Regions from separate parts of the Homo sapiens genome. Here region 1 is linked to region 2. A link is a loop called in an ENCODE intact Hi-C map of the cell type or tissue named here. Cell type or tissue: CD14-positive monocyte. All regions are shown on one strand. Links, peaks and the distances in the headings refer to the core of each region. The heading gives the core; the rest is flanking DNA.

What was found. Hi-C counts contacts between places; a loop is a spot of excess contacts. Peaks named below come from ENCODE experiments on the same cell type or tissue, not always from the same donor. Only the 100,000 strongest peaks of a DNase experiment are listed, where the experiment ranks them.
Region 1: a loop joins it to region 2, with 2.6 times the contacts of the local background. A loop is called at or near these places in 10 of 110 quality-filtered maps.

What each region holds. Positions count from the first base shown.
Region 1 is chr13:41,643,141-41,648,525 of GRCh38, forward strand. All of the region lies in intron 37 of VWA8 (von Willebrand factor A domain containing 8), which reads right to left. Among named protein-coding and RNA genes, the nearest start is that of MIR5006, 77 kb to the left of the region's middle. RefSeq lists an enhancer at 5,334-5,385. In CD14-positive monocyte, for the core only: no CTCF peak of the experiment used is centred there; a DNase peak (open chromatin) is centred at 2,361; H3K27ac peaks cover 1,002 bases.
Region 2 is chr13:41,586,046-41,591,430 of GRCh38, forward strand. VWA8 (von Willebrand factor A domain containing 8) reads right to left here. Exons shown (of 45, transcript NM_015058.2): 41 at 4,595-4,720; 42 at 1,467-1,625. Among named protein-coding and RNA genes, the nearest start is that of MIR5006, 20 kb to the left of the region's middle. In CD14-positive monocyte, for the core only: no CTCF peak of the experiment used is centred there; DNase peaks (open chromatin) are centred at 2,616 and 3,006; H3K27ac peaks cover 2,552 bases.

The sequences.
Region 1 (5,385 bases), core at 309-5,308, 57 kb after region 2:
TTGGTCCACTGTCTTCTCATACACTTATTGTCTAAACTGCATTTTCTCTTGGGAATAAGCCCTCCACCTTGCATTTCCCTTCTAGTAACTGGGTCCCAATTTGGTTCCCTACTGCATGAACCTATATTTTGGTTCCTTGCTTTTTCCTTTCTCTATTTAGGGGCCTGTTTGTGTGATCCTGAACTTTTCCGATCTGGACTCCCAGCCATTGCCAGTCATCACACTCCTCACTCTCCATTTTGCTATCAAGGACTTTTCATCTCTGAATAGCTGTCACTTAGTACAATGCCTAGTGCATAGTAGATCCTCAATAAATAGTTGTCAAAGGAATCAATAATGAATGAGAACTGAAGCTTCCTTCTCATTGACTGGAGCTGGTTTGCTTCCAAGTGCCACTTCTACCCTGCCACTTTCCACTATTAACAGGGCTTAGGGAGCTAACGTTGTTTGCATATGTTAGTCTTGGGTGAGTTAATACAGCCACAGAGCTTAATGAACGCCAGTGTAGTTGCTTGGTATGTCCCTTATGGGGCAGCTGCCTAGGGCTGTACAGGGTAGGTCTCAGCTGAGGCAGTGTGAGTGGAGCTGAAAGTCACACAATGCTCACATCACCAACACCAGGCTCTAAAGAAGGTAGCCAAAAGAAAGCAGCTCTTTCTGTTTTCTAACCGGTTTGCCCAGAGAGGTCCCACTTTGCAATCCATCCTCTCGGTGGGAGAGCCTTTTTCTAATTTCATACAGTAGCTCATTTGTGTTGGAAGAGGCCCTAGCAGGGCTAACATTACCACAAGGAAACATAGTAAGTGAGTTTTTGGCAAGTGTATCTCTTAAGGAGCAAGCATCTGTGAAGGAGTGAATCTATTATCTCCTTTTTTCTTATTATAGGTAAAACCCAGTATCTTTCTCCTGTTAAGTTCATACAGACAGACTTCATTGAAATTTAAGGGCAACAATTTTAGCATGGTAGCTGACTACCCAGATTTTTTTTTAATTGTGCCATTATATTAAAGCAATTTTTCCCAGGGAAGCAAGGTGAACCCTCTTAGCTTGGAAGAACCCTTGGCTCTTTCAGAGGCTTTCCTCTTACGAGCCTCTAATCTACCTGTGAGACCTAGGCATCTTGTACCACCCCCGCCAAAAAAAAAAACCAGAGTGTAGAGAGGTAGTTTGCCTTGCCCATATGCACTTCTCTAGGATAATTAAATATATATTTTGTCTAGTCTTAGCAGATACATGTAGAGCAGGTCCTTGAATAACATTTTGTTCAAGGACATTTCATTATAAAGTCAATGAGAAAAAACACAGATTCCCGGCCAGGGCCACTGTCTGTGTGGGGTCTGCACGTTTTCCCCATGCCTGTGTGTGTTTTCTCTAGCTACTCTGGTTTCCTCCCACATCCCAAAGCTGTGCACTTTAGGTTAACTGGTGTGTCTACATGGTCCCAGTGTGAGTGAGTGCAGGTGTGTTAGTGTGCCCCACGAGGCGGGGGATGGCCTCCTGTGCAAGGTGGGTTCCCCTGAGCCACCAGGATAGGCTCTGGCTAACTGCAGCCCTGAACTGGAGTAATTTGGTAAACAGTTATCTTACTTGTTTTCATTAATCTTTCTTAAATGTATATATAGCTTACACTGATTTCAGTGTTTACTATAAGGAGTGTTTTGGGTCTCTATTTAGAAGTTAGGTGATGTTTTTGTAACCAGAAATATGCTGTAGGAACTTAACTCTTGTTTATCCCAATTAGCCTATGGTAAAACTGGTTTCATTATTTATTGTTTCATTTAAAGTTTCCAAGAATAGTATAGTTTCCAAGAACCTGTTGACTATGTTAAGTGAGGACTCACTGTATTACTGCTACTCAAAAATTTCCTCTAAACATGGTTAAAAGCACAGACATTGGAACCAGTTTCCTTGAATTCAAACTCTGTCTTTGACACTTATTAACCGTGTAAGGCACTTCATCTGTAAAACAAGGATAGTAATGGCACCTACCTCATAGGGTCATTGTGGGGGTTAAAAATGTTAAATTCACATTATTACTTAAGATAGTGCCTGGCCATACTAAATGCAATATGCATTATCTATCATTACTATTATTTTAGGAGAGTGAAAAAGGTACTGCTTAGTACAAAACATTCATTTTTCAGTAGAGATATGCCAGGTATGTATCATGTTAATATTAGCATTGGGAAAAAATAACTCCGGATTTTCATCAAGGATATTTTCTGAAGTTTGGGTTGTATGAGAATTCTACACTCTGTCCAATTCTTATAATAACACTCATGATCTGCTGTTCATTCATGACCTCACTCAGGAAGTTCAGTTTTGCTACAAATATTACAAATACCAAACTGATGTTTCCTAACTCACTCAGTGTTCTGCCCAGATTGCGGCAGGCCCCTTTTTATGGCTCTGGCAGCTGATATTAGGACTTGATTACTTCTGAACTCCTGAAAACATGTTTGCTGTCAGTTGCAAAAGAGGTGGCATGAGAGCGACTCAAAACATTTCCAGTATCATGACTGTTCCATGAAAGACTTGAGAGAAATGGATACCTTAAAAAAACGAGAATAAATGTGCTGAAGTGCCAAGGAAAAGGCAGTTCTCTCTCTACTAGCTCCAATTTAGGATTTGCACTTCAATCTATACTTGCTCACTTGTGAAATTAAAAATCTTTTTTTTTAAATCACATAATATCAGATGTGACTTCTTCACTTACTTTTATTTTTCTAAGTGCATCTGAAAGAAGAAAGGTATTTCCAGGAGGGCAAAGAAGAGAATGTATATGATTTTTCTTCTCACTTAAGATTCTTATCAAATTTTCCTGATTTTTTTTTTTTTTTTTTGAGACGGAGTTTTGCTCTTGTTGCCCAGGCTGGAGTGCAATGGCACAATCTAGGCTTACCACAACCTCCACCTCCTGGGTTCAAGCGATTCTTCTGCCTCGGCCTCCCGAGTAGCTGGGATTGCAGGCATGTGCCACCACGCCCAGCTAATTTTGTATTTTTAGTAGAGAAGGGGTTTCCCCATGTTGGTCAGGCTGGTCTAGAACTCCTGACCTCAAGTGAACTGCCCACTTCTGCCTACCAAAGTGCTGGGATTACAGGTGTGAGCCACCACGCCCGGCCAAATTTTCCTGATTTTTATGTGTAGGGTTGAACAATGGAACCTAATCTGAATCATTAATTCATTCATGGATTCATTCAGTGAGTAATGATGATGAGTGACGACCACGTGCCGGTGCCCTGATGTTTACAGTCTAGGCATTTTAAATATACTACTTCTGATATTCATAATTCTCCATATTAGGTATTATTTCTACTTTGCAGGACAGGAAACTAAGGCTTAGAGATGTATAGCAACATACTCATTATCACATAGTTATTAATTGGAGGAGCCAGGATTGAAATCTCAGTCCATCTCCTTCTAAAACCCAGGTTTATCAGATTTTTTTTTTACTACATTACACTGGCTATAAACAATGAATGTATTCTTGATAGTACAAAATTCAATGTTTTATAAAGCATATCATGGTTTAGGAAAGCAAGAAATATGCCTGAAAGGCAAGCATTTTTCCTTTTTAATATATATCAGATTTATAGAAAGCACTGTATACATCAGTAAATAAGACATTAGATTAAAGGGCTAGCATATCTTTCAGAAGGTTAGTAAAATACTGTATTTATGTATGGTCTGAACTGCATCATACCAGACAATCCTGAACATGATCTGCAGACTCAATGCTTGCCCTAGTGGCTCACGTCTGAAAATGTCACTTACTGGCCACAGGACATTGGGTGTACTATGTAATCTGTTTGAAAATCTGTTTCTTCATCTATAAAATGGGACTATCATCATTCTATCACATAGGAAGCTACAAAGAGAAAATGGAGAGATACATGTAGAATACTTAACAGTGATGGGCAGGCTTCAGTACCTTACCTTTTCCTCACATATTACACACACAGCTTTACTAACAGTAGCAGTAAAGTACATCTCTGTTTATCATTTACACAGAAAAAAAGAGCTCCAATGGAAATGCCCCAGAACATGAAGATCACTGACTTTGATGGCCTGCCTGTGGTAAAACTTAGGATATAAATGAGGATCAGAAGCTTTTGGGAGACATTTTCTGGATGTGTCAGGTTTAGCGTGACTAAAGAAGGGTTTGAATATAATCCCTAAACTACAAGTAATCTTCCACTTATGCATATTAGGTAAGGATAAATGAACAGTTACATTAACACACAGAGCATATCTACAAACAAATAAGATTTTCTTAAATACATTAGAATGTGTTCATTTAAAAGACTTATTTGAAAAAAATAAAAAGAATTTTAAAAGGTTGTTATTTGACATTGTCACTCTGAATGCATATATATTTATTTCATTCATTTGACAAATGCTTACTGAGTGTCCAGTAAGTTCAGGGCACTGTGCTAGCATTGGGCATATGCTGATACACAAAACAGCAATGGTTTTTTCCCTTCAAAATCAGCTTTGAAACCATGAGTAGAATCAGTCACATTATTTACTGATAAATATACATCGCTAAAAGAATTCAAGTCTGGGCCAGGTGCAGTGGCTCATGCCTGTAATCCTAGCACTTTGGGAGGCCGAGGTGGGTGGATCACTTGAGGTCAGGAGTTTGAGACCAGATTGGCCAATATGGTGAAACCCTTTCTCTACTAAAAATACAAAAATTAGCTGGTATCATGACGCATGCCTGTAATCCCAGCTACTCAGGAGGCTGAAGCAGGAGAATCGCCTAAACCCGGGAGGCAGAGGTTGCAGTGAGCCAAGATCGCACCACTGCACTCTAGCCTGGGCGAAGGAGCGAGACTTTGTCTCAGGAAAAAAAAAAAGAATTCAAGTCTGACTGACTAAAGCCTAAGCTCATCATAAAACCCACCACCTAGGAGAAAATATTAAATGATGCATGTCTTGGAGAATCAACGTAGTTAGCAGAGGAGAGCTTTCCTAACACAATAGAAAAATGCCTTTGGACGGTGTCGGTAGTCCCCTCAGTAAAGTGTCTCACACTTCCTGAATCTGATCACTGGTAATAATGATGATAAAAAAAGATTTCCTTTTTTTAGCATTGGAAAAAACCCTACCCAAATAATTTTTGGAAGCTTGAGATTACATTATTTATCTGGTTCAGGTTTTAAAAATATTTCTGATTTTTTTCTGCCAAAATCCAAGCCCTCTTTCCTCATACAGAACAACTTAGATTTCTGAAATAGTTCTTCCCTTGACATTACTTGGGAGGTGGGCATTATTTCCCCAGAAAAGTAAACAAGGGAATAAAAACAAGGTGACTCAAAGGATGAGGAAGTATGTTTTTGTAGAGAACAAAAGATCCTTTCACAGTATGTCAAAGACTTA
Region 2 (5,385 bases), core at 196-5,195:
GTCTAAAAATTCTTTAGTCATCAATGGTCCAAGTGATTTAAGAACTATAATCTATCTCATACTAGAAAGGACCTAAAATATTTTAAAATAAACATTTTCTATAAACCCATAAAGCATAAAAAAAAAAAAATCAAGGAAAACTTATACCTGAAGGGAGCAAGGGTGAAGAAAAGGAAAAAGTCGAACACTGGTCTGCAAGCCATGAGACATAACAAAGTTGTCATAGCTGGTCTTTGATTTTAGCTCTGAGCTTCCTGGCAACTAAAACCAAGAGGGAATCTTAAGCAGCTCCATGGCTTTCACTAATCACAAGGGGAAACACATTTCAGTTCTTCAAGGGAAACAAAGCTACTCCCCACGGTGAAAGTCCATGTCTTATTTGTATTTGTATCCTGTACTTGGACAGAGCCCGGCAACCCATAGCATTCATTAGCTGAAGCTGCCCTTCTTCTTCCACTTAATTCTAAAAGGAATTCCTCACGTAGAGCTTCACACAAGGGGCTCTGGGAAATTCAGGGGGGGCAGTATCCTTAATAATAGGCCTAAAGTACCTGAAGTGATGGGTTTCATCAATCTGTTTCTTGTTGCCTACCTCATAACACAGAGACACAACTCAGGGAAGCAATCCTGGGGTGCATGTGGGATGTCAAGCCTAATAGCAATCTAAGATCACTGATTTCTGTAGGACATGTTTGATCCGTAATAAAATCTAGTCTGTCTATGGACTGTGTGTCCTTCATGCATATCTGCACGTGCATACAGCATTTCTCATGATTGAACTTTTGATAATAATTACATGGCATGTGACTGAATTCAAGGTTGTTTGCTCTGGTAAGGGCCAGAAGTGCAGGTGCTCTCTGTGGCTGATTAAGAGAGGATTAATAGGCTCATATCAAGCAGTAACACAGCAGCATTGGGGGTCCCTTCACCATGCTAGACTTCTAAAATGGAGGGTGTGCAGCAAACTAAGAATACCAAAATGGAAACAGTTGAAATGGAAACCTGCTTTTCTCCTGGGATAATCATCATCATTGTTAGCTGGGGAGACACCAATGACTGTATAACCCCTGCCCATGTGGAAATGGAACGTGATACTGAAGCTTTCAGGGTGGACTCAAACTTTGGAAGGCTGCTTGGCTAGTGATGGGGCAAGAGTGGGTGGGTATGGGGAACTGGGATAAGGCCAGGAGGCTCTGAGGAGTCTGGGAACAGACTTTTGCTTCTAAGCAGCTCATTTTTTTCTAACATCATGGCTGCAGCATTTCTTCTGTAGTAATCAGACTTTTAAATTATGGAGTTATTTTACAATTACTACTTCAGATAAAACAAAAGCTTCACTTTCTCTGCACTGATGAATGAGCTGGTGAGAGGATGAAGATTTTCATTCACTCTGGATGGAGTTTGAATCCACCTATCCATCATCATGGTCAATGATGCCTCTCATTATTCTTAGTTCATGTCATTACCTGGAACTTCTCCTCATAGTTCTCGAAGGCTTCCATGACCATACACACAGCCTCCATTGTGCGCTCAAGCCGGCCATCCATCCTGTTGAAACGGTACATGCTACCAGACACATCTACCACCAGGCGCAGACGCTTGGGTTTCTGTTGTGGGCTGCCAAGCTGAGGGAAGGAATAACAGAAAAGCCGTTTGTGAACTGGCAAACTTCCCCTGGTGGCTGTCTTGGGGATCTCACAGAAGCTCCAGCGTGCCAGCCCCGAGATGGGCAGACCAGCCATAGGCTCAGCCCTGCACAAGGCTGTCCTAGCAGGTAGCAAGGCATCTATGGGTTGTACTGCAGTAAACAGAATTTCAGACTTGTGCTAATGGTTGGGGCCACATGGAAAATATTTTCCTTTGGAATATAGTCCTTTTAAAGCTCACTCTAGTAAAGTTGACTTACCGAGGTTGATGCCTTAAAAATAATATGATGACTTAAAAATAATAATCTGGAATGACATGTCATTTTCACTTCATGCCTCAGAGTCAGTAACTCTAGCAAGAGTTTGTGTTATTTTGGAGGGAAGCCCATGTCAATTTTACTTGTACGTATTGGGTAGTGACCTGAAAATTATTCTCCACACAGGCCACAGGTAATGTCAGATTCCTAAAACAAAGTTATGTGATGGGGGTCTGGCAAAGAAATTAAAGAAAAGATTTTAAAAACGACTTTTGTGTTTACTAAGCTGCACATCTTCTCTTCCTTCCACATTACTGAATTAGTGCTTTTCTTTTCTTGGCAGTTTGAAAGCATAAAAGTGACATCAAATTGTTCTAGAAACAACTGTCAATTAAGATTACAAGATTAAGTTTGATTTTAGACCCACGACTGCCAATTTGCAGATTTTAAGAAAAAGTTTGTTAGTTTTGCTGACGATAAAAAAGAAGAAGGCTGCGTGCAGGGGCTCATGCCTGTAATCCCAGTGCTTTGGGAGGCCAAGGTGGGAGAACTGCTTGAGGCCAAGGGTTCAATACCAGCCTGGGCAACACAGCAAGAACTCATCTCTACAAAAAAATACACAAATCAGCTAGGGTGGTGCTATGTGCCTATATTCCCAGCTACTCAGCTGGGTAAGCTGAAAGGGTCACTTGAGCCCAATAGTTTGAGGCTGTAGTGAGCTATGATTGTGCCACTGCACTAAAGCCTGGGCAACAAGCAAGACCCTGTCTCTAGAAAAAAAAAAAAAAAGGAAGAAGAAAAATTCCAGATTATTCTGTTATTAAATATTTGCTGTTATTAAATATAAAAAATAATGAGCAGAGTTAGTAATTTCAAGAAAACACGGTGGGTATTGAGAGTGTAATGGTTTGAGGCAAATTCAACATATTTCTTAAAAACTTGTTGAGTCTGCCCAAATTAAGAACACTTATACATATGCTTCCATGACTACTCACAATTTCAGATGTATCCAAACACATTTGTTGACCACAATGATTCAGTAAAGAAAGCAGTTGTTGACTCATACCAATGACACAGAAATAAGAACTCCCCAAATCACCAGATCCTCTCTAAATAAATATTTAAAAGGAGTGACTCTCCCTTCCCCCTACCAGTCACTGCACCCCCAGCTCTCAGTGGCGACTCAGCAATTCTGGTTACCCAGGAATACAGGAGATCACAGAGCTCACCAAGAGACTCAATATTTCATCCTGTCATCATTTTGTTTTGCTATTACATTGCAAATATTTTAAATTTATGGCTGTCTAAAACTTTACATACTACAATTATAGTTACTTAAGGGAGACGTTCTTATTTTCTATATTTTTTTTCAGTTATATGATGGACACTGATCTTTAAAGTAAGAGAACAGTAGAAAATCACTAAGGTTGTTTTATTGTTTTCACTTGAAGGTTTCTCTAGGCTTAATAGACACACCAGGTGTCTTCAGTTTCCCCTCCAGGGCACCTGCTCTGTGTCCTGGGAGTTGATCTGTGTGGACAATCCGTGTTGGAGCTCAGAAATCGATACCCTCTAAATATGGTGCTTGGACATGCTGAACTGAAGAAGCAGCATCAAGGTCTCACTGACCTTCCTCCCTCTCCCCACAAAGCACTGGATAATTTGTTCTCTGAAGTTTCTTCAACTGTCTAAAGTTCAGAGCTCCAAAGAAGAAAACCATTACTCTGGGCCCTTCCCTGAGTTTTCATCAACTGAACTCATATCACAGGAAGAAAGGCTGAAGTCTGTCAACACACCTGGACAGACTTCGGTCACAAACCATTGCTTTGTGGGCCCAACAGACTCTGTCCCAGGCCACTGTGTGCTCTTCAAGTCCACTGAATTGCCCTAAAACCATTTACTACCCCCGTAAAATCATCTACACTTCTCCATCTCCTTTTCCCTTAAGAAGAAGGGTACATAAGCATCTGTACTTCACTGTGTGGAGGGGGACTCACCCTTGGTTTCACCCCGGTGCACATTAATACATTTGTATGCCTCTTCTCCTATTAATGTGCCTTTTGTGAGGTGATTTTCAGAGAACCTTCAGAGGGCGAAGGGGAAGTTTTCCCTTGGCCCCTACAATCACATCAGCTGGCCTCTTGGCTGCTGGCTCCCAGTGGGTTCTGCTCATGGGAGGCACTGGTGGAGGTCAGGGGGTGAGGGTGGAGTATTTATTCCCTTGGCCCCCTCTCTGCTGTTGCCCATGGGTTGGCTCCCCTTCTGCTGAAGGCCACCACTCCATCAACCACCTTCTCCAGGTTCCAGGAACTGCTGTCTCATTCTGCCCTTTTAGGCCTCAGAGTGAGTTAGATCCCTGCTGTTGCTATCCCTGGGTTACTGCACTGTTTATTTTTGATTTTCCTAAACCCCACCCTTATTTTTGTAAATAGTCTTTGTACTGACTGTTTCTTAAATTACCTAATTTGAGCATGCCTTATGTTTCTTGCTGGGACCTTGAGTTGAATAATAAATAGTATAATATTTATGGAGTTTTTCTTCTTCTTCTTCTTTTTTTTTTTTTTTAACATAATGCTTTCCTTGGTTACCATATTCAGGATTTGTGATATTTTGACACAACTCACGAAAGCAAGTTTCTGTAAAGAGGGCTAGACTATGCAGAGCTGAGGCTAGCAGTTCACCATGACTTACTTGTGGCTCCAGCTCACCCCGACGTTTGTAGATGGCTTTTTCTCCAGTCAGCCCATCAATGATCTTGGCATCATCTAATTCTCCAGTAGCTTGATGTCTTAGCCATTGTCTTTCTTTACCTTTAGCCTACAAAAGACACACATACACACACAAAGCCTTAATTAGTTATGCAGAGTCTCTGACATACTTTGTGCATGAATAACAGGAAACACACCTGGGATCTTTTCAGTAAGTGATGGTTCTGCATGAACACAGTCATATAAATGAAGTGGTTTCTGCTCTGCTGACAAATAAATGCCCTTTGTCCGTTTTAATTCTTTCAACATATGGAACAATAAAATGAATGAAAGATGGTATGCAAATGAGTCCCTGGAGAGATGTCCAGTATCTGGAAATATAATAATGGGGGCGCATTTCTTACAGATTTTCTGTCACGGTGCTTCTCAAAAGTTTATTAGTTAAAATAATCAGCTTGAATTTGTTAACATTGTCTGTAAGCCCAGAGAAAATGTGACCTTTAGAATTCTACCTTTTGGTAAAGAGTTTGTTACTCAAGTTCTCTGGGACTTAGAGTGCAAATGGAAATAGCTGAAAACAATAGTATGTGAACATTTTGTACCCCACAAGTCTTTCTGGTTATCTATTTTCAGAAATCTTCTGGATTACTTTTCTAAAAGTTTTTTCACATAATACTTTGCTACAATAACTTACAATTATGCCAGATAGACTAATTTTACGGCAGTAAAATGATAAAGAATTATAGTATCCCAATCAAGGCATATGCTTATTAC